2 separate regions of the Homo sapiens genome follow, and region 1 is linked to region 2. A link is an interaction called in ENCODE POLR2A ChIA-PET data of the cell type or tissue named here. Cell type or tissue: HepG2. All regions are shown on one strand. Links, peaks and the distances in the headings refer to the core of each region. The heading gives the core; the rest is flanking DNA.

Region 1 (4,400 bases), core at 231-4,230, 260 kb after region 2:
TCTCCTTCCCCCCAAATTAAGAGGTTATACACAATAAGGGGTTATACACAATTTATTTTGCCAAGTTAGGGCAGTTCCCTCTATAGCCTCTACATGCTCCACCCCATGTCTAGGTATTGGCCTTCAGGGCTGGGTACACTTGCATTCTCTCCATATCCTTTCCCTAGCTGATACTAGGTTTCCTTACAACCACCATATGCTAATGTCTCCCGTCAATAAATATCTGAAGACTTGTGTGCAAAACGACAGATTTGAAAGTGAAATAGATTGGTTGCCATTAGCAATATTTGGGAAAAATTCTGGTCTCTTTATTGGGGGAGTAAATCTGTAACTCCAGAAAGGAAATGGGAATAAATATTCTGTAGTGAAGAAATGAATACAGAACAGAAGCTTCTATGATCCTTGTTCTGCTTTGTGTAGGATTTAAGGTTCTTGAAATAGCCAAGTGAATCTGATTTGCTACATTTATACATTTAGGTAATTAATTTACAACAGTTGCTTAAATGCTTAGAAAGGTTTTGCTTTTTAGATTTGTAAGTCTGCCCTATTGGGCATTTAAAGTGAGAAAATCAGGCATATTAAATTGATAATTGTAGTTTTAAGTGTCTAAGGAAATTTGATTAAGGAGGTAAGTCTTATTAAATATTAAGGAGGATTGAATATACTAAACTTAAGAATTAACAGTAATCAAAGAACAAGTGAAAGTGATTGTTCTTATCTTTACACAAGAAATTGCTAGATTTAAAATGGAATAACAAGATTTTGTTCTTATCTTTATACAAGAAATTACTAGATTTAAAATGGAATAACAAGATTTGTAAATTGAACTTAAAGTTTAAGAAAGGCTAGGTTTTTAAATGGACAACTTGAGTCAGTGACTGTAAGATTCCTGTCCATACCCAAACCTACCCCCAGATATTTAAAGGCACAGGTCAATAACTCCCAGTTTTATAGTTCCAGCTGAGACCTCTCCTTTGAACTCCAGACAGCAACACTTCAGCTCCTTGCTTGAGGTGCTCCAGAGGCATCACAGACCAAGATGTTCAAGTTGAAACATTCTCTGACTCCGAATCCAGACTCCATAAACTGTGCCACCTGTACCTCCTTTAACTGCCTCTCACCACATCCTGAGGCCACTCATCATTGAGGCCATTTTCTTTCTTTCTTTCTTTCTTTTTTTCATATTTTTGAGATGGAGTCTCGCTTTGTTGCCAGGCTGGAGTGCAGTGACGCGATCTCAGCTCACTGCAACCTCCGCCTCACGGGTTCAAGCGAGTCTCCTGCCTCAGCCTCCCGAGTAGCTGGAATCACAGGCGCGTGCCACCACACCCACCTAATGTTTGCATTTTTAGTAAAGACGGGGTTTCACCATGTTGGCCAGGATGGTCTCGATCTCTTGACTTCGTGATCTGCCCACCTCGGCCTCCCAAAGTGCTGAGATTACAGGTGTGAGCCACCACGCCCGGCCGAGGCCATTTTCTTCTACCTCCAATAGATACATTTAGAATCTGTCTCTTTTACTTCATTTCCCACAGCTAACAGTCCATTCCAGGCCACCATCACACCATCATCTTTTGCCTGAAGTGCATAAGCCTCCAACTTGGTCCCTAAACTTCTCTACCCAGTGAGCTCTACACAAACCAGACCATGCTCCCTCCCCATTAAGGCCCCTCACAGCTTCCCAGTGCATTCTGACAGTGCTCTCTGCACCTCTTCGCCCTGTCCCACAATGCATGAGCTCTCTTATTCTTTTTTTTATGAGACAGGGTCTCACTCTGTTGCCCAGCCCAGATTGTAGTGGTGCAATCATAGCTCACAACAGCCTTGACATCCTGGGCTCAAGCGATACCCCCATCTCAGCCTCCTGAGTAGCTGGGACTACAGGCATGCGCTACCACGCTTGGCTAATTTTTTGTATTGTTTGGAGAGAGGGGTTTCCCTGTGTTGCCCAGGCTGGTCTTAAACTCCTGGGCTCAAGTGATCCACCCACCTCAGGCTCCCAAAGTGCTGGGATTAGAAGTGTGATTCATGCCTGGCGTTTTGTTTTGTTTTGTTTTGTTTTTTTTGAGACAGGATCTCACTCTGTTACCCAGGCTGGAGTGCAGCACTATGATTATAGCTCACTGCAGCCTCCAACTCCTGGGCTCAAGTGATCCTCCTGTAGCTGTAGTCTCCCAAGTAGCTGGGACTACAGGCACATGCTACCATGCCCAGCTAATTTTTAATTTTTTTTTTATAGAGATAGGGGTGTGCCTGTGTTGCCTAGGCTGGTCTCAAAAAATTCCTGGGCTCAAGCAGTTCTCCCACCTCACCCTCCCAAAGTGCTGGGATTATAGGTGTGAACCACGGCACTGGGCCTGCCTTATTCTTCCTTAAATTTCTCAAGTAAGCCATCCTTTTTCCTACCTCAAAGTCTTGCATTTGCAGTTTCCTTGGCCTGGAATGCTGTTTCCTTCCTACTGGCTTCATTCTTCAAATCTCAACTTAAATGTCACCTCCACAGAGAACCTTATCTGATTAAAAGGAGTTGGATCCCCCACGACCACCACTATTCTCTATCCAATGTCTTTTCTTATTAGCATTTATCATAATATGCAATTATTCTGTTTGTTTTGTTGTTCCTCAAGTGTTTCTTCTATTAGAATGTAAGCTCCCTGAAGGCAAAAACCACATCTATCTTGTTCCTGTAGTTCCAATGCATAGAACACAAATTCTCCGATTCTGGTGGCTAATAGAGTAGGGACTCAGTAAACATTTTAAAAATAAAATAAATGTACTCAACTATACCAAAAGATTTATTAAGCAAAAAAGGTAAGATACAAAACAGTATGTAGTGTGGAATTCCATTTATATTTTGTAAAAATTTTGTGCAGACACACACACACACGTGCATGCACATTAAGGATACACAAAAAACTAGTAACTGTGGTTGCCCCTAGGATAGGGACTATGACTCAAGGGAGAGAAGATAGAAGTAATTTTAATTTTATAATCATTGTTCCTATTTGGATTTTTGTTTTACTACATGTCTATATTTCTTTTATAATAATAAAAATACCATCTAGTACTGTTATTTTAAAAAGGAAATATGGAATAGCAAAAAAAAAAAAAAAAAGGAAGAATCTTAGAATAACAGTCATTTAAATGGAACAAATTTGTCCTTATGAAAACCCCACAACATTGTCCTTTTTTTTTGCATTCCACTGAGGACCTGGGAAAGCTTCCTCCAGCCCTGATGCTGGCCTGCAGTATGGCACTTGACAGCTACTGGTATTGTGGATAGAAGCAAAGGCTCTGGACTCAGCAACACTTGGTTTGAATTCCAGTTCTACCACTTACTAGCTGTGGTGCTGCTGACAACTTAAACTCCATGAACCTCAGTTTTCTTCATCTGTAAGGTGGGATAACAGTACTTCTCTAATAGGGATATTGTGAGGATCAAATATGATGATCTAAAGCAGTTAGCACAATATCTTGCACATAGTAAGTGCTTAATAAGTGGCAGTTATTATTTCATACATTATAAGGTGATACCCCTGAACTTCCATTGTATCCAGATTCAGATTTCTGCATGTTAAAGGACACATCATATTGCAAGACGATAGGGTGGTACTGCCTATCAGCCAATTGTGTAGGCTCCAGATCCATCAGCACAGCAATGATTGGGAAAGTACTTGATTATTCCATGTTATCCTCATTTTATAAAATTTTGTCAGTGGAAAATGGAAGTACCAATAGTAGTGATAAGAAGTATGCATCTGTCAAGTAAGTGAAAATACAACCCACTGAATGGGAGAAAATGTTTGCAAATCATATATAAGGCAGTGGTCCACAACCTTTTTGGTACCAGGGACCGGTTTTGTGGAAGACAATTTTTCCACGGTTGGGGGTGGGGAGGGGGTTGGGGGTGAGTGGGGATGATTTCAGGATGAAACTGCTCCATCTCAGATCATCAGGCATTAGATTCTCACAAGGAGCACCCAACCTAGATCCCTCCCAAGTGCAGTTCCCAGTGGGGTTCACACTCCTGTGAAAATCTAATGCTGCCGAAGATTTGACTGGAGGCAGAGCTCAGGTGCTAATGCTCCCTTGCCTGCTGCTCACCTCCTGCTGTATGGCCCCATTCCCAACCAGTACCTCTCCATGCAGGTGTGGGGAGGCAATGCGGTGTGGGGAGGCAATGCGGTGTGGGGGTGTTGGGAACTGCTATGATAAGGAACTTGTATTCAGAATATATGCAGAACTCTTATTACTCAATAATAAAGAGACAAATAACCCAATTGAAAAGTGGGCTAAGGGTTTGAATAGACATTTCTCCAAAGAAGATAAACAAATGGCCAATAAGCCCATGCAAAGATGCTCAACATCCTAATCACCAGGGATATCAGAAGGGAAATGCA
Region 2 (4,400 bases), core at 229-4,228:
CCTCAGCCTCCCCAGTAGCTGGGATTACAGGCACGTGCCACCACCCCCGGCTAAACAAAAAATCTTAAAAATTAGCCAGGCATTGTGGCATGTACCTGTAATCCCGGCTATTTGGGAGCCTGAGGTGGGAGGATCGCTTGAGCCTGGGAGGTCAAGGCTGCAGTGAGCCAAGATTGCAACACTGCACTCCAGCCTGGGTGATAGAGCGAGACCCTGTCTCAAACAACAACAACAAAGGTGATAGAGCAAGACCCTGTCTCAAACCACAACAACAACATCATCTCAGTAATCTAGATAAATAATACTTTAATGCAATATTTTATTTCATTTGAGACAGGGTCTCACTCTGTTGCCCAGGCTGGAGTGCAGTAGCACGATCATGGCTCACTGCAGCCTCAACCTCCTGGACTCAAGTGATCCTCCCACCTCAGCCTCTCAAAGTGCCAGGATTACAGGTGTGAGCCATTGCGACCAGCCACAATATTTTATAAGATGAAAATTAATATGAAAAAACACACAATGACTCAAATACCCAAATTTTAAATAAAGGCAGGGTGAATAATAGTGCAGAATATAGCCATCTTGGAGCTCAGGGCAAAAGGAAAAATTAGAACTACTGATCCTGCTTTTATTTAAAATTTGGGCATTTTGTTCATCATACCTTTTTGCATTAATTTTGATTTTTAAAATATTGTATTAAAATATTATTTGATTACTGCATTTTTTTGCACCTGTCAAAATTTTGTGCCTGAGGCAGTTACCTCATTCCCCTCACCCTAGTCCAGGCCCTGCTGTCTTATGTGAGATTTGCTGGAGGCAGAGAGGAAAAGCCACCCAAAAATGAATGGATGTATCAAAAACTGGAATTCCCTAATGGGAAGGGTTCTGGATGGGAATAAGAGTCCTGGAATCAGTTCTGGTTCTGCCATCGCCTTGGGAAAACCTGTTTTCCTCTCCGGGCCTCAGTTTCTCCACTTGCATAGGAGGGACAGGGCAGGCTTAGTGGTTTTTAAGCAATAGAACTCAATCTCCAGTATAGAAAATGGATTAAAATGGAGCTGTTGAAGGGGCATGTGCTGGGGTAGACCCATTTGTACCTCGGTCCCTCCACCACTCAACAGTCCCCTCCAGGTGTTCCATGGAGCCCTAAGGAGTTCCTGTGGACACAGTACGAAAACTACTCAATTCAATGGTCTCTAAGATCCCTAAGCAAACCCATTTTTATGCCTGAGATAATGTACATGTTCAATTTCCCCTGTCTATTCTTTAGTTAGGTCGGTGTCTCTCACATGGCCAGTAGTCCCGTTTCAGGAACACTTCAGGTGCTTTATTTATTTATGTTTTAATTATTTAAATTTTTTTTTTTTTTGTAGAAAGAGGGGTCTTGCTATGTTGCCCATGCTGGTCTTGAACTGCTGGCTTCAAGCCATCCTCTCAAAGTGCTGGAATTACAGGCATGAGCCACCACACCTGGCCTAATGCTTTATTTAAAATGCAGAGCCCATGGCCTTATCCTAGTCTTACAAAATTTGAATCTCCAGGAATGGGGCCCAAGAATCTTTATTTTAAACAAGCACTCCTTCCCTGACATGTGATTGACATCCATTGAAGTGTTTGTGTCCTTCACAGTGAAATTATTCCCACAGAACCTCAGGAGTTACTTTATTCTGGAGCTTTAACTACAACAGTCCTTCTGAATGTCCAGGGTGAGGGGAAAAACAGGAATAGTCAGATAAGCCCACATAAATGACTCAAGATTAGCCAAGTGGGAACAGACCACAGTGAGATCTCCAGGGGCCCTTTTCCAGGCAGAACATCCTGGCGGCCCCTCGCTCTGCAATCCCACAGCTTGTATCGAAAGAAATAGTCTGTGCATTTCTCTCTTCTTCCGGAGTGGCACTGACAACCTCAGGAATTATTGACTGAATTATCAGGTTTCTTATTAGTACACTAATGGGTTCCCGAGAGCTAGGCGCAAGCATGCCCCTGAGACAGTCAAGGGAATTCATTTTAGACTTTGGAACTAGGGCATATTTTTGTCAACTGCAAGGGAAACAGCTATTCATTCACTAGTTTTATTTATTTAACTAGCTTGGCAGATTCATTGGTGAATTAGATATTTCCTTTTCTTCAGCTTTACCGAGATATAATCACACACAATATAATTTGCCCATCTAAAATGTAAGTTCAATTGTTTTTAGTATATTAACAGAGTTGTGCAACTGTCACTACAATCAATTTTTATTTATTTATTTATTTATTTTGAGACACAGCCTCGCTCTTGTCGCCCAGGCTGGAGTGCAGTGGTGTGATCTCAGCTCAATGCAACCTCCGCCTCCTGGATTTAAGCAATTCTCCTGCCTCAGCCTCCCTAGTAGCTGGGATTACAGGCGCCTGCCACCACATCCGGCTAATTTTTACATTTTTAGTAGAGACAGTGTTTCACCATGTTGGCCAGGCTGGTCTCGAACTCCTGACCTCAGGTGATCCACCCTCCTCGGCCTCCCAAAGTGCTGGGATTACAGGCGTGAGCCACAGTGCCCCGCCATACAATAGATTTTAGAATATTTTCATCACCTCAAAAAGAATCCCTGTCCCAACACAAAGAAATGATAAATATTTGAAGTGACAGATATGCTAATTACCCTGATTTGATGATTACACATTGTATATATGTATTGAAATATCACGCTGTTTACCATAAAAATGTACAATTATTATGTGTCCATGAAAAATTATAATAAAAGCAAAAATACAAAGTGTACGACTTGCTAAAGGCTCAGATGATTGTTAGCATTTTTGGCAATAAAGTATTTTGTAATTTAAAAAAAAAAACCACCCAACCTCATTTCAACTGAAAATTAAAAAATTAGCCTGGTATAGTGGTACATGACTGCAGTCTCAGCTACTTGGGAGACTGAGGCGAGAGGATCACTTGAGCCCAGGAGTCCGAGGCTGCAGTGAGCCATGATGGCACCACTGCACTCCAGCCTGGAGGATAGAGTGAGAGACTCTGTTTTAAAAACAACAACAACAACAAACAAAAAACAAATCCTTGCGCCTTTTAGCTATTATCCCTTAGTCTTTCTATCCCCCCTGCACCAGCCCCAAGTCCTAAGTAAACACGAATCTAATTTCTGTCTCTATGAATTTGCCTATTCTGGACATTCATATAAATGGAATCATAATATGTGGTCATTTGAGACTGGCTTCTTTCACATAGCATAATGTTTTCAAGGTTCATCGACGTTATAGCATATATCAGAACTTCATTCCCTGTTATGGCTGAATAACATTCCAATGTATGAATCTACCACATTTTGTCTATCCAGTCACCAAGTATGGTTGTTTGGGTTGCTGACACATTTTCGCTATTATGAATAATGCTGCTACAAACATTTGTGCACAAGGTTTTGTGTGGATGTGCTTTCTTCCTTTCACTTTTGAAGGGCTCCTAGTCTAGTAGACACAGGTGCTAAGACAGGTACACGCACATAATTCCTTATGCTGACAGGATGTGTGAAAGGAAAATAAATCTTGGAATCCCAAACTCTCTAAGCCAAAGGGAAAAGTCAAGCTAGGAACTGGGTCATGCAAACCTGCCTCCCCATTTGGTTCATAAATAAGATGGCTACAAAGAGAAGAAAAAAAAAAAAAAAGATAAAAAGCTACATACCTCCCTCACAGTCTGCCCACAAGGAAATTCCTGGCGGGCCCCAAGATCTTTACCCTAAAACAATTCTGTTGAATTTCACCCTGGCAATGTAAATTGACAGCTTATCATCACAGGTGCATGACATAGGACAGAACTCAAAGTCAACTCTCTGCTCCTCTGAAACAAATGCGTATCAGATTGCTTCCTTTGCCCTATTGTTTACATTATCTTATGTAAAAATGCAGATTCACTGATCCAGTCAAGGAATGAAGGACGATTTCCTCTACACCCCTCTCACATGAAAATTGTGCATTCCCCCAATATCCACACTTTCTCTTTTTAAATATTGAAGCCCTCAAAATCATCTTTGGAGAAAGGCATAGATCCTTCTCTCAGGCTTGCGTCCTTAACTTTGGCAAGTAAACCTCTTCCTAAAATGATTGATACCTGCCTTGGTCATTTTCTTTGATTTACAGATGATACAAGAAAGGTACAAGCCAATGGAGTGTGAGGGTGAGAACCAACTGCTTCTTCTGCCATTACTAATGGAATAATGCAGGGGCAAGCTCCTTCACCTCTCTGTGTACCTGTTTTCTCAGGGGTAAAATGAGACTAGTATTTTCTTTACCTTATAGGATCACTGTAAGGATTACATGAGACAATGCATATGAAGGGCTTTGCACCAAGCTTGGGACACAGTAAGGGCTGGAAAAACATTTCCCATTATCATTTTGCATTCAGAGAT

Evidence for each region. Peaks named below come from ENCODE experiments on the same cell type or tissue, not always from the same donor. Only the 100,000 strongest peaks of a DNase experiment are listed, where the experiment ranks them.
Region 1: POLR2A ChIA-PET joins it to region 2 with 7 read pairs; 3 of 35 experiments call an interaction of 5 or more read pairs at or near these places.

The regions. Positions count from the first base shown.
Region 1 is chr5:154,435,145-154,439,544 of GRCh38, reverse strand. All of the region lies in intron 2 of SAP30L-AS1 (SAP30L and GALNT10 antisense RNA 1), which reads left to right. Among named protein-coding and RNA genes, the nearest start is that of SAP30L-AS1, 8.5 kb to the left of the region's middle. In HepG2, for the core only: no CTCF peak of the experiment used is centred there; no DNase peak of the experiment used is centred there.
Region 2 is chr5:154,696,462-154,700,861 of GRCh38, reverse strand. It overlaps a transcript of LARP1 not described here. Among named protein-coding and RNA genes, the nearest start is that of MIR1303, 13 kb to the right of the region's middle. RefSeq lists an enhancer at 3,564-4,075. In HepG2, for the core only: no CTCF peak of the experiment used is centred there; a DNase peak (open chromatin) is centred at 1,991.